5 separate regions of the Homo sapiens genome follow, and regions 2, 3, 4 and 5 are each linked to region 1. Evidence: chromatin contacts called from ENCODE Hi-C or POLR2A ChIA-PET data. All regions are on one chromosome and are shown on one strand. The core of a region is the stretch at or near the end of the contact, and the rest is flanking DNA. Distances in the headings are between cores, read along the strand shown.

The links. A loop is a pair of places that touch in the nucleus more often than their neighbours do. ChIA-PET counts read pairs that join two places held with the same protein, here RNA polymerase II (POLR2A). Pooled maps may share reads with other maps.
Region 2: a loop to region 1 is called in a map of CD4-positive, alpha-beta memory T cell, with 7 times the contacts of the local background. The contact joins the promoter of TTN-AS1 here to the promoter of IFT70B in region 1. A Hi-C loop is called at or near these places in 2 of 168 maps with a recorded cell type or tissue (CD4-positive, alpha-beta memory T cell and naive thymus-derived CD4-positive, alpha-beta T cell), 3 of 37 single-sample maps with no recorded cell type and 11 of 50 pooled maps.
Region 3: a loop to region 1 is called in a map of CD8-positive, alpha-beta T cell, with 21 times the contacts of the local background. The contact joins the promoter of CHROMR here to the promoter of IFT70B in region 1. A Hi-C loop is called at or near these places in 2 of 168 maps with a recorded cell type or tissue (CD8-positive, alpha-beta T cell and naive thymus-derived CD4-positive, alpha-beta T cell), 3 of 37 single-sample maps with no recorded cell type and 11 of 50 pooled maps. POLR2A ChIA-PET finds 5 or more read pairs at or near these places in 1 of 52 experiments (GM12878).
Region 4: a loop to region 1 is called in a pooled map, with 11 times the contacts of the local background. The contact joins the enhancer-like site here to the promoter of IFT70B in region 1. A Hi-C loop is called at or near these places in 8 of 37 single-sample maps with no recorded cell type and 11 of 50 pooled maps.
Region 5: a loop to region 1 is called in a map of CD4-positive, alpha-beta T cell, with 8 times the contacts of the local background. The contact joins the promoter of RBM45 here to the promoter of IFT70B in region 1. A Hi-C loop is called at or near these places in 2 of 168 maps with a recorded cell type or tissue (CD4-positive, alpha-beta T cell and naive thymus-derived CD4-positive, alpha-beta T cell), 4 of 37 single-sample maps with no recorded cell type and 11 of 50 pooled maps.

Annotation. Positions count from the first base shown.
Region 1 is chr2:177,550,275-177,555,875 of GRCh38, forward strand. It overlaps IFT70B (intraflagellar transport 70B), which reads right to left and starts at 2,522. Exons shown (of 1, transcript NM_152517.3): 1 at 1-2,522. The coding sequence starts at 2,489. The coding sequence ends at 492. RefSeq lists enhancers at 1,522-2,326, 2,327-3,130, 2,499-2,788.
Region 2 is chr2:178,520,760-178,526,360 of GRCh38, forward strand. TTN-AS1 (TTN antisense RNA 1) reads left to right here and starts at 2,432. Exons shown (of 7, transcript NR_038271.1): 1 at 2,432-2,877. It overlaps TTN (titin), which reads right to left. Exons shown (of 363, transcript NM_001267550.2): 363 at 5,230-5,601. RefSeq lists enhancers at 2,121-2,633, 2,310-2,459.
Region 3 is chr2:178,411,484-178,417,084 of GRCh38, forward strand. It overlaps CHROMR (cholesterol induced regulator of metabolism RNA), which reads left to right and starts at 2,176. Exons shown (of 5, transcript NR_110204.1): 1 at 2,176-2,630. RefSeq lists enhancers at 1,940-2,515, 2,345-2,544, 3,046-3,305, 3,093-3,667.
Region 4 is chr2:176,928,873-176,934,473 of GRCh38, forward strand. It overlaps the pseudogene RNU6-187P. Among named protein-coding and RNA genes, the nearest start is that of MIR4444-1, 280 kb to the right of the region's middle. RefSeq lists an enhancer at 3,028-3,327. Within about 2 kb of position 3,524, at least 4 of the 41 ENCODE cell types and tissues checked have a DNase peak (open chromatin) inside an H3K27ac peak, as active enhancers do.
Region 5 is chr2:178,109,546-178,115,146 of GRCh38, forward strand. RBM45 (RNA binding motif protein 45) reads left to right here and starts at 2,892. Exons shown (of 10, transcript NM_152945.4): 1 at 2,892-3,301. The coding sequence starts at 3,002. RefSeq lists an enhancer at 2,928-3,097.

The DNA of each region.
Region 1 (5,601 bases), core at 1,272-3,771:
TAAAGAATTATATCCATATGAATAAACACTGCCAAAATATCCTAAAGTCTATATAAAAAGTATGCATTACAAATTAATGAGTGTAAATTGTGAGACTACTCTCACACAATCCCTGAAATGATTATTTAAAGACTACTCTTAACTATTACTGAGATAGTGCTTGGTCCCTGAATGATGTAATCCTTGTGCAAAGACCCCTCAAGATACGTCAAAGCACAAAAGATAACAGAGGAAAGGAAACAAACGTATTACAACTTCTGATATAAACATTCCTCATAAGTTTGGAATTTTTCATAACTCCTGGGGTAAAAGTTCTTAGAATATGTCACTTTCTGGGAAATTTAACAGCAAAAGTTTTAGCTACTTTTTTTTTTATAATGCATAAGTGTACAAAGTTCAACATGTAACAAATATAAAGATGCCAAAGGGTAAATAAAGCGATGCAAATTTACATAACAAAGCCATTTGATAAATGCCACTATCAGCTATTACTATATATTCCATCCTATAATCTCATAAATCAAAGCTTTTAACTGCCTAGACTCATATGTGACTGTATTCTTTCCAACATGCATTCTTTCTTCTTCCAGGGGTTGTTCAATAACAGCAGGTATGTTTCTGCCATGAAGTTCACAGTGTTCTAGAAACTGGACACATTCTTGAATAACACTATCACGAAGCATGATTGTGTGTTTTGACATGTTTTCTAACAAGGACAGGAAGCATCTTTTGGCATAATACCAGGTGTCTGTTCCCAGCTTTTTGTTGTAAGGTTCCAAGCTTTTGATAACTCGAGAAATACCAAAGTCATAATTTCCTTTGGCACAATAAAGAGTTCCTATCACCAAATTCACAATGCAGAGATGGTACATTTTCTTATCTGGGTCATCATAAGAGAGCTGCTCTTCCTCCTTTTCAATCTTCCTCATCAACTCCTCTGCTTCTTCATTTTGACTTGTCATAATATAGGAAACACAGAGATTAGCCAGTACAATAGCACTGACATTCAGGATGTTATCATAATGCTTCTTGACTATGGGTTCATAGAAACCAATGGCTTCTTTGTATTTGTTTTCCTGCATGAACAGAACATGAGCCACATTCAACTTCCACACATCATGGTCGTTACAGAATTCCACAGATTTGCGGAAGATCTTTTCCACCATTGGATAATTTTCAAGATTCCAGTAGATTTTTGCCTGAGCCATCAACACAGGAATGTATTTCTCCATGGTTTCATCATATTCATTCACTGCCTTTTTGATAGCTTCATCATCTCTATTGTGTCTTGCTTCCTGTACTTGTATGGTAAGTTTCCGGAGGACCTCAGTCAGCATCCCTGCTAGCCCATCAAGCTTAATGAAAGCCTCTTCAGGAGCTGTCTGGCAAGTGATCACAGCGTCCAAGAAGTCATAGAGATAGGGTGTGAGGAACTTATAAATCAAATGGGCATTTTCTGCCAGGACATCTGCTGCCAGGTCAAAATACTCATATTTACAGTAGAGCAGCAACAGGTTGCCAAAAGTCTCTGGAGGAAAGGGATTCTGTTGGAGCAAAAACTGTAGCTTTTCAAACCCTTCTGTAGGCCTGGCATCCATGTTCATTAGTGCCTGGTTGTGTAGGGTCACAGGGTCCAACTCTTCCTCTGCCCTGGGTGGCATGTCAGTGAGGGCTTCTTGAGCTGCCTCATAGTTTCTCAGTTGGTATTCTATAGCTGCCTTAAGGTTGAAGGCTTCCACCAGAGCAGTCTGATGGAGGACTAAGGTGTTGCCAACACTGCGAACATCAATGCCCTCAGTGGTCATGCCCACACCTAGCTCAGGGTGCTGGCGGATGCCACGCTCAATAATCTCAGCGATATGCTTCAGTGCTGAAGCATACTGTCGGCTGCTGTAATAGGCCAAAGCCAGGTTGTAGGAAAGGTCAGGCTGGTAGCCCGAGGCCTGCAGGGCGGCAAAAAACTTGGAGCATGCAGCTTCATACTGTCCCTCCTTGTAGAGCAAACAACCCAGGTTGATCTGGCCATCGGTCTCATTCTCGCCCCCACTTTCCTCTCCCCCTTCCCTACTCGGCAGCTGCTCTACCAGGCTCCTGGACCCTGGCAGATCGCCCTCGCTGTACTTGATAGCAGCTTGCAGGCGGAGGACCCGGCTGTGGTAGGCGGGGTTATCCAGGAGAAGGAAGGCGACCCGGGTGGCCTCCGCATAAAGGCAGGCCTTGTACAGGGCCTGGGCCTGGTACAGGCGGTACTGCTCCAGTTCCGGGTGCAGCTGGCCCAGCTGCTCATAGCACTCGGCCGCCAGCGCGAACTCCTGCAGGCGGTAGTAGCAGTAGCCTAGCAGCGACAGGCCGGCGCGGCTCCTAGGGCTCCGCTGCAGTTCTCCGCCCAGCAGCTGCACCGCCTCGGCGTAGCGTGCATTGCGGATGAGGCGGTACACGACCGCGGTGAACTCCCCGTCGGGGATCTGCGCGCCGCTCAGGCCAGCCATAACCACCACGGCTGTTATGGGTGCGGTTACTATGGCAACAGAGCAACCGGAAGCGGAAGACTGCCGGTTTCCTTGTCGCAAGAAATCTGTTAGGAACAAAAAGGGACCACTCTCGTCAGTCTCTCAATTTCAGCTTGATCTTCAAATACTCTGGACTGCGGAGTGGCGGCATTCAGGAGGGGAAAGACTACTCCGGGCCGTTCAGAGACTGAATCTACTCGTCCCGGCATGCACCGTTCCAGTGGTTCCGCGGCGCGGGTCGTAGCCGCGCTGCATGCTGGGAGACGTAGTCCCGGCTGTACCTACCGAACCGGCGGCCCGTGGGGGTGCAGGGTAACTCTCCTTCCCTGCCTCTTAAAGATGAGGGGCGCTCACTGTGTCTGTTATGGCACCGTGGTCTCTGGCGCGGCGGAGGAAGGTTTCCGGCCCCATGTTCCTGGCGATTTTGAGCCTGGTACACGGTGTGGTCGATAATAATGCTGGCTTTTGGTTTAGTTTCAGTAAAAGAACCGGGATGGCAAAAGGCGAGTTATCTCTTGGAATTACCCTGGAATTAGAGCACGTTCTTTTTTGCACTACCCCGAGGGCACAGTTTGTAAGAACGGAATAGAGCGGCGAGCAGGAATCCTTAATTTGGTGGTTTCCAGAGGTTAATGAGGAAAAAGGACTGTGAATCTTGATTGGTACTGGGAGAGTTTCGGTTTTAGGTCCAAGTATCTCCCGCTCTTTTTTCCCGTAACAACAAATATTACTGAGTATATATTGGCGTTTACCCTTGGCCATCCCCATTGCGCTGGAGTTCCAACTTTCACTACTAGGTAGAAACGTTGGAGAAATGCATGACTTCAGTTTTTTCCAAGAGGGGAAAATCCAAGACATTAAAATGTGCTCCTTTCCCTATGCATTTTTACTCTTCTCTCTTAACTACTAAATTAGTCAGCCAGTGATGTGTGGGTGTGTGAGAGACACACATGCTCAGTTTGTACTTTTCAGCCTTCTAGGGATTTTGGATATTGAACTGATAAATATGGATTTTCTTCTGTTAAAATAAGAAAAGATTGCCTACACTTTAATTTTTTTTCCAGATTCTTAGTTTGAAGATTTCTATGCAGGTTTGCTAGACTGTACAAGATATCATTCTGGGTTTTCTTTCATTCTTTGTTATATATTTGGAATAGATGCTGTAGATTCCATGTTATTATCCTGGGGCTATTTTTGTATAATTTTTTTTCAGTTTATTAGTGGCCATGATGGGGCTGTGAAAAACTAGGGGCTTAATTATTCCATAAAATTATATTTAATCACCAATTTAAAAAATACCCCTAGATAAACTGACCTGGAGACCATAGACTTTAAGGGAGAATAAATACAATTTTTCAATCAAGAATTAGGGACATAGACAAGATAGCAAAATATGAATTTGGCTTATCCCAGTGAGGTACTTGTAAATAGTGTAGTTTTCAAGGTAACAATAATAGTTGTAATTCATTAACATCTATCATATGGTGGCCTGGGACAGAGCATTGTCTTTTGTAGTCTTCCATGATGTCCATTGGCCTCACTACCACCCATGATAAACAGTCCAAGTCAGAGCATGTCTTTGCTATATAATTAAATACTTCAATGCAGGTACCTTACTGCCTCTTCAACAGTATTGCTGTTCATAAATCTTTTCTACATATAAATTTTGGAGCCAACACCAACCATATTGCATCACATTCTATTAGACCACCTATATATATTATTTCTAATCATAATAACCACCCTGTATTCTGCATATTACTGATGAAGAACATGTGAATCAGAAAGATTAGGCAACTTGCCTGAGATGACACAGCTAGATAAGAAGCAGCTGAATCATGAAATTCCAAAGCTAAGTTCAGTAGGTAATAGTCACTGATGAATTAACTCTATCTATCATGTATGGGCCCAGTTATAGGGGAATATTAGTGTCTTGCTTTTTTTATATTGTTATTTTCCTGTTAAAGCAACCAGCCACCTTGGGTTGGCCAGTGGAAATTTGAACTTCTTGGCCTAAGTCGTAACTGTGAGCAAGTATTAGAAAGTGATTAGTTGGGAATGGTCACCTGTTATACCTAAAAAGGAACTTCAGTAGGCATCTGAATGCTATACCATAAAGCAGCTGACTTCACGTACTCCTGTATTCTTCTCTCTTGCTGAGAAGTTTGCCACAGTTCTGTCCTTCTAGATGAGAACAGACAAGAAACCTCCTACTGCATCAATACCAAGAAAGGGACAAAGTGCACTCATTTTAGAGAGGTTGAGTGTAGCTCTGGACCATGCAAGAACACCAGGGAAAGCAGTTGAGGAAGGCTTCTGTAACCCTATTTCAAGGCTTCTTTCTCCCCAATCTCAGCTACAGCCTTATCCAGTTTTCAATCCAGAAGTGTTTGTAGATTGAAAGATGCTGGCTAGTGCTGCTCAATATTCAAGGAGTAGGGGGTGTTCTGCTTACTGCCTGCCTGATTGACACTTGTCCCTTGGAAACAATATGCAAAAGGCTTAATTTAAAAATTCTGGCTCATGCCTGTAATCCCAGAGCTTTGGGAGGCCAAGGTGGAAGGATTGCTTGAGGCCAGGGGTTCAAGACCAGCCTGAGTAACATAGGAAGACCCCATCTCTACCGAAAAAAAAAAAAAAGGCCAAGCGTGGTGGTACGTACCTATAGTCCCTGCTACTCGGGGTGCTGAAGCAGGAGAATTGCTTGAGCCCAAAAGTTTGAGGTTGTGGTGAGCTGTGATCCTACCACTGCACTCCAGCCTGTATAACAGAATGAGACTCTGACTCTAAAAAAAAATAAAATAAAATTCTTATATATTGAGCTGTTACCTTGGGTAATAATAAATTAAGGTAAGAAGACAGAACATGGAAATGAGAAATTGTCTTTCCTATCTTTCAGCTTTATCTCTATTTTGCAGAGTTGTATTTGCATCATGAAAGCATTCACCTTCAAATGGCTTCTTGAAAATGTATGAAAAGTAAAAGGACTATTTTCTTCTCCAAATTTCTGGGATCCCTACAGGAATCAGTTGGGGTTCTCCTCTTTTTGTTGGTACCTGTGAGCGTGGCAGCTGGAGTGGGCAGGAGGGAG
Region 2 (5,601 bases), core at 1,182-3,681, 970 kb after region 1:
CCAGAGGTACCAAAATGCATAAAGGCAAGTTTTCATATTTTATAACCTTAGAATAAAAACCCATGGGCCAGTCTATTTTCAAAAGTCCTACTTAAGTAGCAGTCACTATTTTCTCCTATTACAAGGAAATGACTTTCTCTACCTGAATTTCTCAAAATTACGTTTGGGGCAGAGTAAACAAAACTGAAAATTACTTTTTCTTTCTGGAGCACGATCATAAAACAATCTTCTTGAATCAGTCACCATGGAGATATCAATTTAACCTGTTATTTTATGGGCTGTTTCTGGTTTAACAACCTCTATGGTTCATCGTTTCTGGTTTAACAACCTCTATGGTTCATCTACATAATCAGCTACTATTGGATAGAGAAAAAATCTGTCTTTTCAGAAATTCCCTCAGAACACTTACTATAAAGAGGTGCTGTTCCATGTCCGCCACATCTAGGGTGACAGGTTGGATTATGTCCCTCCCTAAGAGATGTTGGACTCATAACCTCAAGTACCTCAGGATGCGAACTTATTTGGTGATAGGCTTTATAGAGGTAATTAAGTTGAAGTGGAGTAACTAGGATGAGCCTCAGTAGTATGACTGGTATCCTAAAATGGAGAAATTTGGACACAGACATGCAGGAAAAATGTCGTGTGAACATGAAAATAGCCATCTACAGAAAAGGAGAGAGGCTTAGGAGAGATTCTTCCCTCAGAGTTCTCAGAAGGAACCAACCCTGCCAACACCCTGATTTTGGACTTCCAACCTCCAGAGCTGCGAGACAATACATTTCTGTTGTGTCTGCCACTCGATTTATGGTACTTTGTTCCAGCAGTGCTAGAAAATGAATACACTAGTCCCCTCTGATCTGTGGTTTCACTTTCTGCTGTTTCTGTTACCCATAGTACAGTACAATAAGATATATAGAGACAGAGAGATCACATTCATAAAACTTTTATTATAGTACATTGTTATATTCTATTATTGTTGTTAATCTCTTACTGTGCCTAATTTGCCTAATTTATAAATTAAACTTTTTCATAGGTATGCGTATTAGTCCATTTTCACGCTGCTGATAAAGACATACCTGAGACTGTGTCATTTATAAAGAAAAGAGGTTTAATTGACTCACAGTTCCACGTGGCTGGGAAGGCCTCACAATCATGGCGAAGGCAAGGAGGAGCAAGTCACATCTTACGTGGTGTCAGGGAAGAGAGAAATGAGAACCAAACAAAAGGGGTTTCCCCTTATAAAACCGTCAGATCTTGTAAGACTTATTCACTACCATGATAACAGTATGGGGGAAACGGCTCCCATGATTCAATTATCTCCTACCAGGTCCCTCTCACAAGGTGGAAATTATGCGAGCTACAATTCAAGATGAGATTTGAGTGAGGACACAGCCAAACCGTATCAGCATGTACGTATAAGAAAAATCATGGCCAGGCGTGGTGGCTCACGCCTGTAATCCCAACACTTTGGGAGGCCGAGGTGGGCAGATCACGAGGTCAGGAGATCCAGACCATCCTGGCTAACAAGGTGAAACTCTGTCTCTACTAAAAACAAAAAATTAGCCTGGCGTGGTGGCAGGCGCCTGTAGTCCCAGCTACTTGGGAGGCTGAGGCCAGAGAATGGCGTGAACCCGGGAGGCGGAGCTTGCAGTGAGCCGAGATTGCGCCACTGCACTCCAGCCTGGGTGACGAGTGAGACTCCGTCTCAAAAAAAAAAAAAAAAAAAAAAAAGGAAAAATCATAGTATTTGTAGGATTCAGTACTATCCACAGTTTCAGGATTCCACTGGGGGATCTTGGGACAGGTTGCCCAAGAATAAAGGTGGCCTGCCGTACATCTAATGAGTACCAGTGAGACCTAGGCTAGGTCCCCTCTAAAGTGCTGCTTCTCTAGTCCCTAGCTTCAATATTCTGTACTGTGGTCCCTAACAGAATAATGATTGCTGGTATTTATTGGGTGCTCTGCTAAGCGCTGTTCTGAGTTTTACAAGTAGTAACTTGTCTAATCGTCACAATAATACTGTGAGGTTGCTGCTGTTATTCTCATTTTATGGACGAGAATGTCAAAGAATGGAGAAGTTGGGTAACCTGCCCCAGGTGAAGTAAGTTAGTAAACAGCAGTTCCTAGATTTGAGCGGGGCCCTCAGGGTTTTGAATGCAGACATGTAATTGCAACATGATTCGGCTGATCATGTAGCCAGGGTGTGGGGTTTATAAAATAGACGTGAATAAAAAAAAGGGGCAGGATGACAGTGAAGCTTGCTCATGGGTTTTGTGGAGGGCGTAGATTGGAACCAAAAAGCACGCCTCGGCTTGGTGCTCCCTGTCGCCCTCTGTTGACATGGGGAGAGAAGAGCGGGTCTGACTCGGAAATGACGCCATAATGCTGAGGAACCACTCCTGGCGTTGCGGAAGGTGGGGTGTGGGGCCGGAAGACCCTCCCCCCGCGTCTTCAGAGGAGCGCTGTTTCTGGAGGAGTTAGGGGAAGGAGGCTGCCTGGTAAGCCAGGAAAGGGGCTTCTGGCCGTTCTGTTGGAGCGCCTCTGACTGACTTCCCCCATGTGTCCGTGTGGCCACACCGTGCTACTTTCAGAGGCAGTGGGCTTTTCGCTAAGGGATAAAAAGAAGTAAAACCTTGCCTTTAGCGCAGCTCTCCTTCACTGGGCAGATTGCTCTCCCTCCCCACTCTCCCAGGCCCAAATTGGATCTCAGCGCCTGGGAGCTCCAACTTTAGCAAGTGCGAAATCCTGTCTTCGGTTTTGGAATTTTCATCCGCACAGACTATATCAGCCACGGATAGGATATGTGAGAATACCAGCATGTCAAGGCTGGGAATCATCCTTAGGCATCACCTAGCCAGTCCTGCCTCTCATTTTAAGGTAAGAATAGGCATTTAACATTGTAAGATGATGTAGTGGGTTCTGTTGGCATCACTTAGATGCCCAGGAAATGTGTATTCTTCCATCGATTTCTCGATTGTTCACTGTTTGGCTGCGTTAGTCCACGGAGAATTGTCCTGGCCAACAGGCACCCCTCTTCACTTGGGAAGGTTTATTTCCCTCTTCCATCCCTCCTCAGCCCCTCAGCTTATAGCCTGTAGCCATTGACTGGTTGGTAAGGGGGTACAAAATGTCAGCCCCCTTGCTCCTAGATGGAACCAACTCTGTGGTACGATTGAAGCTCCCTGTGAGATCTGGCTGAGGCTTCTGCTGAGACCACATTCGTGCTCAGCTTGCTTCCTCTGCCCTATCTGCTGGCTGCCCCATTCCCTTTTTCCCTGAGAGTAATAATCCCTCAAAGAATTTCTGAGACAAGAATCCCCGTCTCAGGCTCTGCTTTTAGGGAATCTGACTTAAGACGGAAAACTTGCTGAATAAATTAATGAAGACCCAGGATTTTTCTCTGGAGAATGAAAACTGACAGTACATTTGCTTCAGCTTTGGTCACCTGTACCTACATTAAGGAGGTGAATTTAGGCAAATAACATCATAGGCTTATAATTATGATTAACAAATTGAAGTGGACAAATACAGATATTTTTGGCATTATTTTATTACCAAGTCTAGATCAGTTGTTTAAAAAGCATAGTAGAATGACACTATTTAAAATAGTGTCAGTCTTCCATATACTGTCATTCTACCATGCTTTTAAAACAACTGATCTAGACTTGGGAATAAAATAGTTCTTTAGTTCTGAGGTCCTTTATTTGTTCTGTCTCAATTTGGAGCTGCAGTAGCCAATATGGACTCAGATTCACAACTGATCATTTTCCCTGAAGTTGTCCTTTTCCGTTCACTATGCTCTTTGAGGGACAGTATCTATACCGTGTTAATCATCTTTGTATTGTTCCCTGTGGTGTTTAGCACAAAAGATTGTGAATTGTAGATGTTCAAAATCCATCAAAGATATTGAATCACAGCTGATTCCGAGTTGAATCAGCTCTCCTAAAAATATTTTTCTTGATATATTTAGAAGATAAACTTTTGGGGATAAATATATCCATGAGAACTATATCTAGGCTTTTTAAACAAAATTGCTGAATACATCTAACGATAATTTAAACATTTGCTTAAAAGAACTTATTAGCATGGGCTGTTTTTTTTTATTTTTTATTTTATTATTATTATACTTTAAGTTTTAGGGTACATGTGCACAATGTGCAAGTTAGTTACATATGTATACATGTGCCATGCTGGTGTGCTGCACCCATTAACTCGTCATTTAGCATTAGGTATATCTCCTAATGCTATCCCTCCCGCCTCCCCCAACCCCACAACAGTCCCCAGAGTGTGATGTTCCCCTTCCTGTGTCCATGTGTTCTCATTGTTCAGTTCCCACCTATGAGTGAGAATATGCGGTGTTTGGTTTTTTGTTCTTGCGATAGTTTACTGCGAATGATGATTTCCAATTTCATCCATGTCCTTACAAAGGACATGAACTCATCATTTTTTATGGCTGCATAGTATTCCATGGTGTACATGTGCCACACTTTCTTAATCCAGTCTATCATTGTTGGACATTTGGGTTGGTTCCAAGTCTTTGCTATTGTGAATAGAGCTGCAATAAACATACGTGTGCATGTGTGTTTATAGCAGCATGATTTATAGTCCTTTGGGTATATACCCAGTAATGGGATGGCTGGGTCAAATGGTATTTCTAGTTCTAGATCCTTGAGGAATCTCCACACTGACTTCCACAATGGTTGAACTAGTTTACAGTCCCACCAACAGTGTAAAAGTGTTCCTATTTCTCCACATCTTCTCCAGCACCTGTTGTTTCCTGACTTTTTAATGATTGCCATTCTAACTGGTGTGAGATGGTATCTCATTGTGGTTTTGATTTGCATTTCTCTGATGGCCAGTGATGATGAGCATTTTTTCTTGTGTATTTTGGCTGCATAAATGTCTTTTTTTGAGAAGTGTCTGTTTGTATCCTTTGCCCACTTGTTGATGGGGTTGTTTTTTTCTTACACGTTTGTTTGAGTTCATTGTAGATTCTGGATATTAGCCCTTTGTCAGATGAGTAGATTGCAAAAATTTTCTCCCATTCTGTGGGTTGCCTGTTCATTCTGATGGTAGTTTCTTTTGCTGTGCAGAAGCTCTTTAGTTTAATTAGATCAGCATGGGCTGTTTTGAACTTGAGTTGCCTTATCTATCTATGATCGTTTTTGTGATACACGAAGATGCATACTTCCCCACCCCAGAATTTCACAGAAAACAACCAGCCACACATTTTGAGGTGCAGATAGCTTGCTTTATTTTGTTGTTACTATCTCAAGGAGGTCCAACAATTATAACTAACAATTGAATTTATACTTGCATGAAAAGAACTACATCAAATTGACATTTTGGGCAATTAGTAATATTGTTTAAAATTTAACAACAGCTTTATTTTGTTGTTGTTCTTTACTTTTTGCTGTGGCTCATTGCTTAGGTGCCCAGGTTTTTCAGGTGCAATTAAAATTTAGAACTACCACACAAAGGCATTGGCTGCACTCTGGGACCTCCAAGAGTTGGCACTGCTCTGGCATAGGAATACTTGAATAGCTTGGTTAAATGAAGGGATGGCCAGGAGATGTTACTTTTCCAAGCTATTCAGGCACT
Region 3 (5,601 bases), core at 926-3,425, 860 kb after region 1:
CAGGCTGGAGTGCAACGGAGTAATATCAGCTCACTGCAACCTCCGCCTCCCGGGTTCTAGCCATTCTCCTGCCTCAGCCTCCTGAGTAGCTGGGACTATAGGTGAGCACCACCATGCCCAGCTAATTTTTGTATTTTTAGTAGAGATGGGGTTTCACCATGTTGGTCAGGCTGGTCTCGAACTCCTGACCTCATGATCTGCCCCCACCTTGGCCTCCTAAATTGCTGGGATTACAGGCATGAGCCACCATGCCCAGCCTAGGATGGTAAATTTTATGTTATGTGTACTTTACCACAAGTAAAATTTTTAAATAAAAAAATGACATCTATATCCATGTTGTACCATTGTTAATTTCCTTGTTTTGATATTGCACTATATTTATGTAAGATGTAACCACTGAAGGACTTGGTGAAAGGTACAGGGACATCTCCATACTACCTTTGCAACTTCCCGTGAATCTTTAATTAGTTTAGAGCAAAAAGTGTTAATTTCATGTTTGTGTTAAAAAAAAAAAAAAGGAAGTTATAGACTGCCAATCTCTTGGACCAGGATAATAGAACTTTATGAACACAGAGATTAAAGCCTATTTAACCACAGTTTGCCCATGATGGTAACTTTGATCAGAAAGAATCTCACAAGCTGGGACCCAACAGGACCAAGTAATCCATGTCATGATTATTACACGTTATCAGCCTTCCAGGGAAGTGGAATTTACAAGCTTTCCCTTTGGCATGGGGCCCAGGTGATGGCCTCCTATTGAGCAGAGTCCCCAGCAATAATTACCCTGCATGTCAAAGGCCTCATTTCCCCAAAACAGTAAACCATAAAATGTAGCCCATATTCTCTCCATGTATATCACTCAATATCACACCGTAGAGGCATATAACTGATAATATTGCCTCTGGCCCATGCCAAATTGCAAGTGGTAGATTTTTTTTTTCCTTCCGAATTAAGAAACACAAGATTTACCCCTTTTCTTGGAAAAGTGTTAAGAGTCTAGCACCCCCAATAACTAGGGTCTACAAATGTCTAAAAGTTATTAATCTTGGTCTGTCTTAACTACCAATTCTCTTAATTTGGGTAACCTCAATTTTGTTGTTGTTTTTTTTTTTTTGAGACAGAGTCTCGCGCTGTCGCCCAGGCTGGAGTGCAGTGGCGCCATCTGGGCTCACTGCAATCCCCGCCTCCCGGGTTCAAGCAATTCTCCTGCCTCAGCCTCCCTAGTAGCTGGGATTACATGTGTGCACCATCACACCCAGCTAGTTTTTGTATTTTTATTAGAGACGGGGTTTCATCATGTTGGCCAGGCTGGTCTCGAACTCCTAACCTCAGGTGATCCACCTGCCTCTGCTTCCCAAAGTGCTGAGATTACAGGCGTGAGACACTGCACCTGGCCTGGGTGACCTCAAATTTTTAAATGAAGGGATTGGAGGTAACATCTAGGATTTTATCTAGTTCTGTCTTCTATGATTCAAACCCCAAATTCTCCACTGCAATGACTGCTTCTGGAATAAATATTCCTGGTTGCCTGTCTCTGAAAAAAAGCTCTCACATAAGGCTAATGAGAGGCGAAACTAAGGCAGGATCTCTCCTTTCAAGACCACATAGTCAGGGTTGTTTAATAAGCACACAAAGTAGAGACATATTTACCCATTCACCATGAAAAAACACCCCTATAAAAGGCCCAATACCTGGGCTTAATAGCTTCATTTCTTGTGTGATCTTGCAGTGTACATCAAAAAATTAACAAATAACATCCAGTGACATGATCTTGGCTCACTACAACCTCCGCCTCCCGGGTTCAAGCGATTCTCCTGTCTCAGCCTCCCTAGTAGCTGGGATTACAGGCATGCACCACCACACCCGGCTAATTTTGTATTTTTAGTGGAGATGGGGTTTCTTTCTCCATATTGGTCAGGATGGTCTCTCTCGAACTACCGACCTCAGGTGATCAGCCCGCCTTACGCCTCCCAAAGTGCTGGGATTACAGGCGTGAGCCACCGCCCCTGGCTCCCCCACCGGCAATTTCTAAAATGTATCGGTCTCCTCCCAAGCCCTTGTTCCTTCATCCCCCACCCGGGGCAGATTCAGACAAGCATTTATTTTAGTTCCTAAGCCGCGCGGTGCTCCCAGCTTCCGCGCCTCTGGGCGGCCCACACCCCTCCCCATCCTCTCCTCCGCGCCGCCGTCTTCGTTGCTCTTGGGTGGCCGCGGCGCCCGCTCCCTCTGAATTCGCCGGGCAGGGATACAGCCGCCCGGGGCCTCTTGCTCGTGCTTGGTTTTCCGGACCTTGCTTCCTAAAGGGTCTTTAGGGGTTCCCGGACTCCTCCGCCTGGGAGCCTCTATCCGCCTGGGAGCCTCTATGCGCCCCGCAAAGCCCCCGGCAGAGCCGAGGGGAGGCTTCATTGGCGACCTGGTGGGGCCTCGCGGCCCTGCTCCCTGACGTCAGCGCCGCCGCGGTGATTTAACAGCTTTTGTTTTGGGCAGAAGAACCTATGGGCACAAAAAGCAGGAACGAGTAGCGGTGGCTGAAGAACGAGCAGGAGCTTGAATTTCAGTTTTCTTATGAGGAATTTTCCAGAAAAGATATCTTCACTGTGAAATAACTAAATAAATGCCCACTCAGTACAGTAAGTATTGATATCGTCCTATAGCATTTGGCTAGAAAGTGGTGTCAATAGGGTTTTTCCTTCAGACTTTGCAATACTGTTCAGAAGGGCCAATGCCAATCCTTCTGTGAGGAAGTTTTTTTCTTCCTAAATATGTTAATTGCCTCAACTTGGACTAACGGTCACACTTGTGAATATGAGTGTAAGAAACAGTTTATTTCTCACATGTATGAAAAGGAAATTTTCTTTCATCTATCTCAGGCCCCTATTCAGCGTAAAATCAAGATTATTTAACTTGCAAGATTAAACAACGACCTTATTTCAAATGAAATAAAATTCAGTCTGATCAGAAACCCCTTGGAGCAGTTTATATTAACCTAATTATCTTTTTACTGCAGTAAGTTAATTGAGGATTATGGAATGCATCTAAAAAGCAGTTATATTTACAGGTCCCAAAATTAAATGCTAAGGAAAAGCATTTCTGCAAACCCAGGTAGTACGGACAAACCGAAGGGAGTTTTATTCTGTCAAGTTTTACTCTAAATTCAATCGTTGATCAGCTAGATCTCGGCTTGGTTATTCTTGGAGGAGCTGCCTTGCAAATGATTCCACTCTGAGCTCGCCGGCCACAGTAGCGTGAAATGGATGGCAGTCAGTTTCCTCTTCCTAAGACTGGGTGTGGTTTCTCTGGGCAGACTACACAGTGGCGACTCTGGCGGGATTTGAGGAGCCTGGAGAGGCCCACCACGTGTGTGTCTCCCCCTAGTGACCAACGGGCTGAAGTTCCTGTGGTTAAAGGCAATTGCTGATTTTGTCATTAGCAGGAAGGTGAAGCTCAACGACCTCCTGCGTGTACAGCACCATTCTAGAAGCTGGATGTGTTTAAAGATATGATGCAATATGTACCCAGAAGGCATAAGACTAGATCACTAGGGTACAAATTAAAATATCAAGTTGCATACGCTGAGTATGGGATTAGGTCAGCGGAACACGCTTTGGAAAACACTGCTTTAACGACCTCATTCTGAGTCCCTGTAATGCTTAAGATTATAGCACAGTTTAGGCACCTTATATACATTATGATGGAATGCTTTCCTAGAGTGATATTCTGTGGTGGAAAGAGCAAATCAAAGGTCTTTGTGTTCTCTGTGACCGTGGAAGAAATTGCCATTAAGTAGTAATATAAATAGGGGTTTTAAAAAACGTGGGAAAAGTCTGAAGAAGCATTTGCAGAAACTCCTTACAAAGTCAGTGACAGCTAGGCCAGGCCAAGGTGGGCGGATCACTTAAGGCCAGGAGTTTGAGACCAGCCTGGCCAACATGGCAAAACCCTGTCTCTACTAAAAATACAAAAATTAGCTGAGCGTGGGTGGCTGAGATGGGAGAATTGCTTGAACCCAGGAGGCAGAGGTTGCAGTGAGCTGAGATCGCACCACTGCACTCCAGTCTAGGCAACAGTGCAAGACTCTGTCTCCAAGAAAAAAAGGAAAAAAAGACATGTACTGTAAATGTAAAATATAAAATATAGGCTGGATTTCAGAGACATAGTATGTAAAAAAGAATGTAAAATATCTTAATAATTTTTATATTTATTACATGTTAAAATGATAATGTTTTTGACATATTAGGTTAAATAGAATATAATTCAATCAGTTTCTTTTCTCAAAGAGTGTGGCTACTAGAAATGTTTAAATTATGTATATGGTTTGCATTATATTTTTTCAGACAGTGCCGATGTAATAGTAACAAAAAGTCTCAGCCTCATTTAAGATAAAAGGCCATCATCAGACAATGCAGGACAGATTGTAACAATAGGAAGTACTACAGAGATTCAGAGAATGCCATAAATAACCTTGGAATCCTGTGCTTGGGTAAAACATTTGCTTTTTACTTAGCTGATCCCTTAAAGCCTGTTAAGTTGAAATGTTACAGAGGGAATTTTATATTAGAGTTGGCCACCTCAATTTCATAACTTTTTAAGGAGAAAATGGCTTACATTTGTGCATCTTCAAGGTTTTCAAAGCATTTGCACATTTATTATCTCATTTCATCTTTCTAACCTGAGAGGAAGGTAGAGCAGTTTATCCCCATTTTACTGGTAAGGAAACTGAGGCTCAAAGAGTTCATGTGATGTGAAGAATATTGGAATTAAGGATGCCAGAGAACAATGACTCAGAGTGACCAAGTCATTATGGGGTCCATTTGGAGGTCTCTATGTAGAGGGAGAGCTTCCTCAGGGACTCCTGCAGACATCTCCTTATTGGAGGACAGGAGGAAGCTTGAAGACACTTTTCCCCACTCGGACTCAGTACTGAGTACTTTTCCACTCTAAGTCCTTCACCTTCTCCTCATCCCAGGCCCTGGGTCCATAAAACTGCAGGAGCCTTTTGTTCAAGGGTTCTCTCAGCAAAGCTGTGCTGATCCACCTGACCCTGGATTGGTGCCATTCTATCACAGCATGGGATTAAAGCCTTGACCCTTCCTTTCATATTGGCTTATTGTCTTCACTGCTTTTCTGACTTCTGGCACCTCAACTCTCTGGAACTAAGCTCGGCCCTTGACAGTTAGACCTGCTGTCTCTTCCCACTCTGACTTCCCTCTTGTCTCCCATCCCAATACTCTTCCTTGCTCTGGCTAGGCACAACCCCCGACTTTAAAGTTTTGGAGTGATCACGGGCATTTCTGGGATTTGGCCAAGGGATAAATTGAGTTGAGACTACATTGAGTTTGGGTTTAATGGGATATATGTATGTGGTTTGTAGTCACATCCATGTATAGTTAAGTAATGGTCATACCACTACTGGAATGGTTTCTAGGAATACTCCTACTAGTGACTATGCGGGTTCACATACACCCTACATATAAAAGCAGGGCCAGAGGTCACACTATGATATGAATGTGACCTATTGCTTGGCATCAGAAATATGCGGGTAGTGGAGAAGAAACAGATTGAAATGAACTGTGGTAGATCCATTGCAAGAATGTCTCCAAT
Region 4 (5,601 bases), core at 2,274-4,773, 620 kb before region 1:
AAGCGCTGGGATTACAGGCGTGAGCCACCATGCCGGGCCATGAAGCAGTCTTGATAAACACAGTTGCAACAGACGTATTAACTCCTGCTTCCAACTGATTGCTGTATTTTGTTTAGATTGCATAGAATTGAGACTATCATAATTCACATATATTAACAGATGCAAACAGTAATAGTTTTCTAAAAGCAGTTTGTGATGTCCAGCCACACCTTGATAAAACAGATGACAAAAAAAAAGCTTTATTCTGTTTGCACTAAAAACCTAGTTTACCTGCTTGCACAAGTTGACATGTTAATTATCCACAGTGTGTTAAAAATTGGTATGTGTCACGTTTTAGTGTGCATGTTGTATTTTTTAACTTTTAAGTTGGGGTACATGTGCAGGTTTTTTACATAGGTAAACTCATGTCATGGGAGTTTGTTGTACAGATTATTTTATCACCCAGGTATTAAGCCTAATACACAGTTTTTTTTTTTCTGCTCCTCACCTCCTCCCAGCCTCCACCCTCAAGTAGGCCTCAGTGTCTCTTGTTCCCCTCTTTGTGCCCATGAGTTCTCAATCACTTAGCTACCACTTATAAGTAAGAAAATGCAGTATTTCGTTTTCTGTTCTTGCATTAATTTGCTAAGGATAACGGCCTCCAGTTCCATCCATGTTCCCACAAAAGACATGATCTCATTCTTTTTTATGGCTGCATAGTATTCTATGGTATATATGTGCCACATTCTTCATCCAATCTGTCACTGATGGGCATTTAGTTTGATTCCATGTCTTTGCTATTCTGAATAGTGCTGCAATGAACATTCACATGCATGTGTCTTTATGGTAGAATGATTTACATTCCTCTGGGTATAAACTCAGTAATGGGATTGCTAGGTCAAAAGGTAGTTCTCCTTTTAGCTCTTTCAGGAATTGCCACATTGCTTTTTCCACAATGGTTGAACTAATTTATACTCCCACCAACAGTGTATAAGTGTTCCCTTTTCTCCACAACCTCACCAGCATCTGTTATTCTTTGACTTTTTAATCATAGCCATTCTGATTGGCATGAGATGGTATTTAATTGTGGCTTTGATTTGCATTTATCTAACAATCAGTAATATTGAGCTTTTAAAAATACGGAATGCTTCACGAATTCCATGTCATTCTTGCACAGGGGACATGCTAATCTTCTCTGTATTATTCCAATTTTAGTATATGTGCTGCTGAAGCAAGCACACGTGTTTATAATTTTAGTAGTCATTTAAAATATATTTAATTTTTTAAATAAATTCTTCCTAAATTGATTTGTAAATTCAATGCAATCTCAATCAAAATCCTAGCAGGTTTCTTTGAAGAAATTGAAAAGCAGATGCTAAAATGTATATGGAAATGGAAAGGACCTAGAATAGCCAAAATAATTAGAAAAAGAATAATAAAGGATTTATTATCCTACTTGATTCTAAGACTTACAAGAAAGCTACGATCGTCAAGACAGTGCGGCACTGAGGCAAGGATAGACCTATAGATTCATGGAACAGAATAGAGAGTCCAGAAATAAATCCAAAGTTATATGGTTGATTTTTGACAAAGATGTGAACATAACTAAATTGGAAAATCAGCAAAATAGTGCTGCAACAACTAAATATCTAGAGGGGAAAAAAACAACCTTACAACATATTTTAAAAGCTAACACAAAATACATCATAGGCCTAAACAGTAAGAGCTAACACTATTACATTTCTGGAAGAAAATATAAGAGAAAATATTTGTAACAACAGTTAGGAAAGGCATTTTTAAACAGGACACCAAAAGTACAACTCATAAGGAAAAATATTTATAAACATTTTCAAAAGTAAAAGCTTTTGCTCTTCAGAAAAAAGTGTTAAAAAAGGCAAGCCGGACTGAAATAATAGATATGAAAAACATATCTGACAAAAAGGCTTGTATCCAGAATATATAAAAGATATTTACAACTTAAGAAGGCAAGAGCCCAATAAAATGGGGAAAAGATTTGAAGAGACTCTTTACAAAAGAAGTTATACAAATTCCAATAAGCACATGAAAAGATGATCTACATCACAAATTATGAGGGAAATGTCAATTAGAACCATAATGAGCTACTTACTACGCACTTGAGAATATCAAGGATGGGTGAAGAGGTAGGACAACTTGAACTCTCATACATTGACTGTGTGACAGTATAAAATGGTACTATTTCTTATATAGTTAAACATATACAAGCCATGTGACCCAGCAATCTTTATCCTAGATATTTACCCAAGAGAGATAAAAATGTGTCCACGCAAAACTTTTACATCAATGTTTATAGCAGCATTATTCATAATCGTCAAAACTGAAAGCAACCCAAGTATCTATTAACCAGTGAATGGATAAACAAATTGTGGTATATCCAATGGAGTATTACTATAAAAGCAACAAAATATTAGTACTCTCGACAACATAGGTGAATCTCAAAAATATTATGCTAAGTGAAAAAAGGTAAACACAAAGGGCTACATACTATGATTCTGTCTGTATGAAATTCTAGGAAAGGCAAAACCATAGCAACAAAAAGCAGATCAGTAGTTGGTTGGCTGGGGCCAAGAGCTGGGGGAATATATTGACTGTAGGAGCACAAGGGAACTTCTAGGGTGATGGAAATGTTCTAATTTGATCATGGTGGGGAATGGATTTTTTAAATATACTAGGGATTTGTTTTTCTTTTTAAGGGATTTCTTTTGGAAAAAAAAAAAGTCCTAGAATAAGAACAGAAGCATGTTCTCTTCTGAGAAATAATCCTTAGAAAATAGAAGTTAAGCCAAAATATGTAACATTACCTATGTCTTTTAAAACTTTTCTTGTCCATCTAATTTCCATCTTAAGAAAAATTAGAAATAAATCAATTACACTTTAAATACTTTTGGTACAGTTGAATATGTACAGGACTGCTGAATATTGAATAGGTTCCCAGAGAAACTCTTTGTAACAGAACTTTCCATTTGACCATAGCCCTTAAGGCATTTAAAGACAAGTGAGAAACAGACTGTTTTGGTTCGTTGGTTTGGGTTTTTTTTTCTTTTTTTTTTCATTACTTAGCTTTGTCATCATGCTTTCCTACCACCAGAAGGCATATTTATGACTCATCAGTCAACACCCAGTGTCAGATAACTAGCCATTAACATACTTCACTTGTACTGTGATGAAAATGATATCACAACTTTCAAGAGATCCCCTTGAAGATGAAACTGAAAGAAATGGTGGCCACATGTTGTTTCAAACCTGTATTCGTTACACCTCCTGACTGCATGTCGTGCAAAAGGGCCAAACAGATGTGTAAAAAATAGCTGTTTAACAGGGGGGAAAATACTGTAAAATTGTTTATGGCAGGACAGCGGGTTCTTATAGGCAAAGTAAATTACAAATAGATTTCTCAATTACTTTTTAAAGCCTAGTATTTGATTCTTATATAACAGTCAAAAATCAATTTTGCATGGAATTTATGTGAATGCCTCATTATTAATAAAACAGCGGTTGGCGGCTGCTACTTCCTCCCCACAACAGCAGCACGCAGTGGGGAAGCATTCACGTGCCAGGCTGTGCAATTCTTTATCTTTTTATCCTCTGGTTCAGCATCATAAAAAAGAAAGGGAAGAGATGAATCCCAAGCAAATTTTAGGCATGGGCTTCTGGCAGCACCTATTTCATGGGGGCCTGCTGGTGCCCTGAGAGTACTTGGTGATGGGTGCTGAGGGAAGTCCTCACCCTACTCCCTGCTCATACTGTACCTCGAAGGTCTTTTTTAAAAAAAAAAAAAGTATAATTAAGCAAGTAACTCTAGTTGTTGAAAAAGTCACTGAGCTCTTTCTCTCGCTCTATCCTTAGCATATCCAACCTCGGTACTAGAGTCTACTGACCCTGTGAATTGATTTAAAAGGACTGGCCAGTGGCAATTTTCCCCAGATTGCTTTATTTCTCCAAAATAAAATTATTTATTTTGAAAAGAACTTGCTCCTGACCCAAACATTCTAATAACATAACAAGCATAATTCTCATTCAACAAACAAGAAAATTGAATCCCACTTATGTCTACAGACCATAACAGTCTGCTCCCTACACTGTACTTGATTCATCAAACCATGAACACTCCCCGTTTCCCAAATGAAAAGTGTAGTGTGGTGAGAAAAACCTAGCTTCTCTGGTTAGCCCTCCCTAACCAATTGGATGACTTTAAACAGTTATATCACTGTTTTAGGCCATGTCTGTTAACTGGTAAAATAAGAGAGTTTTCAAAATTATCTGAGGTTTCCTTCAGCTAAGATTTGGCAATGAGAAGAAATCATTGTATTCCCATTACATGTGAAAAGCAAAAAGAAAATTCTATGTTTGGCCAACAACATGGAGAAATGCTTATCTTCAGAGGTTAAATTCAGCTAAACAGTAGCTACCTGCTATTTCTTCTATTGGGTGCATGCCTCAAAAACGCTAACGGGGGAAATGGCAGGGCGATACACTGAGTGCTTACAGCATGTTTCCAGAAACTGATTTATTCTTGATTTGAATCTCTACTATGTGCATAATTACACCTGGTAACTGCAGGCAAGCTGTGGGCAACACTCTTGCCCCCTTAGTATTTGTGTCAGCAGTTAATTAGGAATGCAGTGCTAATACAGTCTTTAAACCAACCCCAAAAAGCTGTAGTAAAATCTAGTTTAACAAACAGACATGCATATCAGATGACTCCTTGCAGATACAGAATACCAAGAGTTTATTTACCAATGAAAATCCATGGTAGGTAAGATCTGATCCATGGGTTTGTTTGCTTTTGGGTTTTTGGAGACAGATTCTCGCTCTGTTGCCCAGGTTGGAGTATAGTGACGTGATCTCGGCTCACTGCAACCTCTGCCTCCCGGGTTCAAGCAATTCTCCTGCTTCAGCCTCCTGAGTAACTGGGACTACAGACGTGCACTACCATGCCTGGCTAATTTTTGTATTTTTAGTAGAGACAGGGTTTTGCCATGTTGGCCAGGCTGGTCTCGAACTCCTGACCTCAAGTGATCCACCTGCCAAAGTGCTGGGATTCCAGGTGTGAGCCACCACACCCAGCCCCCACAGGTTTGTTTTTAAGAATTGGATTTGATATACTATTGAGAAACAAAGTGGCTTAAATATATCAATTTATTCAGAGTTTTTAAAAACAATGACTTTTTCTTTTATTCTTCTGCTAATTATTTACATGATTAATCTGACTTAACATATCTTCATTGAGAATCACACAGTTGATCCAACTAAAATTAGTATTATTTTAGGGACAAGAATGAAGGATACATTTTTTTTCCTGTTAAGTCAAATTCACATTTGGGTTTTGTTGTGCATATACTGTTAATAATGCAAAGAGAAACTTGTTCACTATGGTTGATTGCATAACAGGCCCCCATCCTGTACCCCTACCTATAGCCACGCCCTTTGCCCTATGACTTTGCAGTTGCTTTCACTACAGAGGCAAATCTGTTTTCCATCTGGGCTTGGACACATGACTTGCTTGGGCCAATAGAATGAGATGGATCGGACAGATGTTCCAGCTCCAGGCCCAGGCCTTGAGGTCCCGCTTTCTGCTTGTTC
Region 5 (5,601 bases), core at 1,642-4,141, 560 kb after region 1:
TGTGGTGGGTCTCACCTGTAATCCCAGCTACTTAGGAGGCGTAGGCAAGAGAATCACTTAAGGCCAGTTCGAGATTGCCCTAGGCAACATAGTGAGACACCAATCCCTTAAAAAAAAAAAAAAAAAAGAAAAGAAAAAATAAGATAAGAAGAAGAATTATATCTCAATAAATCTGTTTAAAATAAATACATGTCATGAAGAAAATGTACTTACTTTTTTTAATTTATAAGTAAATTTCTAATTTTCCTTGAATATGTCATATTTCACATAATTGGATAGTAAAGAAATTTTGCTTTTCTGGCATTTTCCAATATTTGCGTTCCTGGTTTTGTTTTATGCAATCTTTTATCTTTTTTTGAGAAAAGAATTAACTGTTCTCAATAACAGCCTAAAATTTTCAGGACACCAATCAGTAGTCTTATTTCACAAAGAATAGAGATTGCCCAGTCAGGACAATTTAAGAAAATTACACATTTTCCACTAGATGGCACTGGTTTGCAAATAATATTGCTTTGCAGTTCCTCTCATCAACAAAACTCACACTATCAAATTATTTTCATTTACCTTGATTGTTGTGGGTAGGAAAAAGAGAAATGGAAAGTCAAGAAAAGATACTTCCTAGAGTTGTTCAGCCTCAGGGTAAACAGAACCCTCACTACAGATATGGAATGTAATACAAGGAGAAATTATAAAAATCTTAGTGCTAAATCCAGGGTGACAACCCACAATCCCTGACTCTCAGTAGTCATCACACAACTGTATAATATCAGTGGTGGGGGAGTGGATACCATAGTCAAAGGGAACAAGAAAATTAATCTCAATTATACCATTATACAAATATTATCTCATTTGATCTCTAAACTATGAACTCCATATATATTATCTTATATGAGCATAACTATATAAGGCTAAATGATTAACTCTGTGGGGGAAGAAGAGTAATTATTTTGTTCAATACTACATCCCTTCAGTATAACACAGTGCCTAACACATAGTAGATAGTCAAAAATACTTATTAAGTGAATGGGTGAATTAATTAAACTTGATAGTCATGCTCCTGCGTAGCTATTAGGCGGCTATCAAGCTTAACTAATCCAACCACAAAATAATATGTATTACCTATTTAGTAGGTAATATTATTCCTACTTTACAGTTAATGAAACCGAAGCTGCAAGTATTAAGTAACTTGTCCAGGCTCACACAATTCAGTAGCAAAACCATGTAACATAATCTGATATTACTTTGCATTATATATTTACATGTAAGATTTCCACAGTGGGGGAAAACAAGCCCTCGGGACATGTCTTTCCTGTTCCTCATTATATATCTAGCTCCTGGCATAGAGCCTGGCACACAGTTGGAGTACAATAAGTATTTATCTGGTTGACTTCATAGCAACCTAGGTCTTAGCATCCAGAACTTGTTCATTTGAAGAACTCCGCCCTCGGTCTACTTAGGGGTTTATTCCTTTCACTTCATTCCAATGCCACTGCTAAATCCAGGCCTTGTTTCTGGATTTCTACTGGGTTTCTGACCTCTCCTCTAAGGCTTGTTAACAAGAAGGCATTTCCCACTTTGCTTGCACTCTATGATTTCTCTTAGTTCCACAGCTGAGCAGTCCACCCTCACTGCCCTCCAACCCCAGGGTTGCTTGTAGAAGTTGAGTAAATCAACAGATGGAGTTAGTTCTGGGTTTTTTGTTGTTGTTGTTGTTGTTTGAGGTGGAGTCTCGCTCTATCCCCCAGGCTGGAGTGCAGTGGTGCAAACTCTGCTCACTGCAAGCTGTGCCTCCTGGGTTCACACCATTCTCCTGCCTCAGCCTCCTGAGTAGCTGGGACTACAGGTGCCCGCCACCACGCCAAACTAATTTTTTTGTATTTTTTTGGTAGAGACGGGGTTTCACCGTGTTAGCCAGGATGGTCTCGATCTCCTGACCTCGTGATCCGCCCGCCTCGGCCTCCCAAAGTGCTGGGATCACAGACGTGAGCCACTGCGCCTGGCCAAGTTAGTTCTGGTTTTAGTCGTACTTTTTATCTCTATTACTTTGGCTATGCTATAGGCCTCAGTTTCCTCATCTCTAACAAATGACGCTGAAATTGAATGATCTCAAAGCTTCCTTCCAACTCTAATGCTATATAGTTTGAACTCTGTCCTATATTGATCATCTATTGAGCTTATGACCAAGATGGTGACAACTCTCCACTTTGACCAAAACTTAGTTAGGCTCCTTTGAGTCCTCTGCTTGACTAGGCTTGATCTTGGGCTTTCTGTCCTTGTAGAATCCAATTTGAGCAAGAATCCTGCTGAATCAGTGTAGTGAAAATCCTCATTCTTGGTGTCTGACTACCATGGATATCAATCACCCTGGCCTGCCTTCAGCAACTATCCTGTCAAGTTGGTTTAGCCAGAATCCTCCTTAACACTGATGTTCCCTCTTTGTAATTTTCCATCCACTGACCTCCCACCAAGCTTCTTGGTTAGAAATTTGTCCTTATTAGAGTCAAAATTCAGTCCAATCTCTCTCTCCCACTGCAAGACCCCATTGCAGCTGTCCCTGGACCTATCTCCATGGCTCCCTTTGTCAAAGTCGGCCTTCCTGTACCATCTCTAACGAGTGTCATGAATAATTTTTTCTTTAACACTGGAAAGAATCCTTGGCCTTAGGGGTGGGGTAAAGCCAGCGTTGGGAAAGCCTGTGCATTAGGCAGCGCTGTTCTGCCTGCAGGGAACGATTGCACAACTGATAACTTGGGCCTAGGCTCAGCTGGATTTGAGGATTTGAGACTTAGACTGGGTCAGGGTCCCCCGCGTCGCCAGGGGGCGCTGCAGGCCGCTCCCCGGAAGGCCTCATCCTGCGCGGCTGGACAGCGCCTGGCGCCGGACTCCTCTTTCTCCCGGAAGCGGAGCACCGAGCCGGCAAAGGCTTGGGTGTGAGACAGCAGCGGTGGCAGACACCGCAGAAGCAAAGAGCAGTGAGGCTCCTGCATTCGGGTGGAGCACCATGGACGAAGCTGGCAGCTCTGCGAGCGGCGGGGGCTTCCGCCCGGGCGTGGACAGCCTGGACGAACCGCCCAACAGCCGCATCTTCCTTGTGATCAGCAAGTACACACCTGAGTCGGTGCTGAGGGAGCGCTTCTCGCCTTTTGGCGACATCCAGGACATCTGGGTGGTGCGGGACAAGCACACCAAGGAGTCCAAGGGCATTGCTTTCGTCAAGTTCGCCCGCAGCTCACAGGCCTGCAGGGCCATGGAGGAGATGCATGGCCAGTGCCTCGGCCCCAACGACACCAAGCCCATCAAGGTGCGGGTGCCCGGGTCGGGGTGCCCTCGGGGGAAGGAGTGGGCCTCTTGGACCTCCCTTCACCTGCTGCTCTGCCGGGGTGAGGGAGGAGTGGAACATCCGTTCCCGGCAGCTGACCAGACAGCACCTGGCTTGGGGACAGGGGCTGCTTTGAGGAGAGGCTCCCCTCCCACGAAGCTGCGCCGGGTTGCAGGGAAGGGGACGGGATGCGGAGTGTTTGCCCCACGAGAGCGGACCCGGCAGCCGCGGCCACCGGGTGACAGAACAGCAGTGGCTGGGCTTCCCCTCTCCCTCGCCCTCACTAATCCACCAGCTCTTGAGTTCACTGCCAAACTCGTCCTAGCCTACTTTGAGTACTTTTCTGACCTTCCTCTCTCAGATGCCCAGATTTCCATATATAAAAAACGGAAAAACTCTACTTTTCCTCAGGTACAGATGAGGCGTTAACAACTTGACAGAAGTACTTTAAACTGGGGAGGGACCTCTGGTGTTGGACGTTTTCCTAGTACCAGGCGAAAGAATACATGTACAGAAAGAATAAGTGCAGGTGTTTAAAACGGTCACTGTTACATATTCTTCACATTTTGTTATTTTGGAAAATTGTTTTGAATGAGCTCTGTTTCTGAAAGTGTTAATAGCATACATTTGGTTCTTGACCCTTTCTGTTACTGCAACTTTTCTTTGAAAGCAGACCAAAGTAAACTGCCTTAAGAAGAGCCAAATCATTGTGATAATGACACATGGCAGGAAGGATCATTTTGAGGGTTATTTGACATAATATGTGCTGTCAGCACAGTGCCTCACACAGGGTAAGCCCTCAATAATGTCCTTGTTATTGATCAGTAGTAGCCAAGATGTCACAGCTTACTCCCTGTGATCTCAAATCAGGACTCAATCCTGAGAATCTGGCAATTGCTTAAATTGTAGCCTTCGTCTGCCCCATGTAAATAGTTGCTGTGTATGTTATTCTGTTGGTACTTTGCACAAAAATATTTTCTCAATTTTTTAAAAAATTGTTTTCCAAACTGAGAATGGTATTAATATGGATTTATGTAAATAAAGGGCTCAGAGATATTTCAGTCTCTGGAGGTCTTGCTCCATCCACCAAAGAGAAGGAGCCTGGGACTCTACCAACAACACAGTAAACAGTCCCTTCCTCCCACTTCTCCAACCCTCTGAAGTGTGTCAGAGTGACAGCAACAAAATTAATTGTAGGGCCACAGCATACAGGATCAGGAATTGGCAAACTTTTTCTGTAAAGGGCTGACTAGTAAATATTTTAGGCTTTGCAGGCCACATACAGTCTCTGTCACATAACCTTGTCTGTTTTTACAGTCCTTAAAAACTGTAAAAACAATTATTACATCATGGGCTATACCAAAAATGGAGCTGTGGTTTGCTGACCCCTGTACTAGACTAATGAATTTTATCGCTGTCCAATTATGACCTTAGTGGAGAGGATTTTTATATTTTGAGTGTAACATGGCCACAGAGCCCTTGTGGGCAGCCCAAAAAACTGTCCCATATTTGAAATTGATGGACCACCTTCCCCTGATAAATTTCTATAAGAGAAATTAAAGGCCCAACACCGAAATGTACCCTCTCTTTTAGCCTCAGAGAAATTAAAGATCTTGTTCCCAAAAAGAAATAAACTTTACTATTTTCTTTGTCACATTTTTGACTATTCAGTTTTAGCCAGAAGGTTGTTTCACTGTAGTACCTAGCTAGACAGTCTAGTTTCTGTTTCTTTTTCTTTTTTTGAGACAGAATCTCACTCTGTCACCCAGGCTAGAGTGCAGTGGCTTCTTGATCACAGCTCACTGTAGCCTCCACCTCCCAGACTCAAGCAATCCTCTTGCCTCATCCTCCCTCTCGAGTAGCTGGGACTACAGATGTGCACCACCATGCCCAGCTTATTTTTTTTATTTTTCTTAGAGACAGGGTCTCACTATGTTGCCTAAGCAGGTCTCAAGCTCCTGGACTCAAGTGAGCCTCCCGTTTCATCCTCCCATTACAGTTGTGAGCCACCACACCCTAACAGACTAGTTTCATTCAGCAGCTGCAGCTTGAGCCATCTTCAACTGGAACACTCTTGGGTTGTTTTCAGCATTTCCAGTTAAATTAATTCAGCTTCAATATTTCTATTGTACTTTGCTTTTACAAAGTTTCAGAGGATCTGTAAGACAACAATATTATCTTACCAGCCCTCAGCCAGAAAAGATTGTCCAAGTAAAAGTTATTCTGTGACCAACTATGTTATCTGGCGGAAAGGGGGAAACCTAGAAAACAGAAGAAAAAAA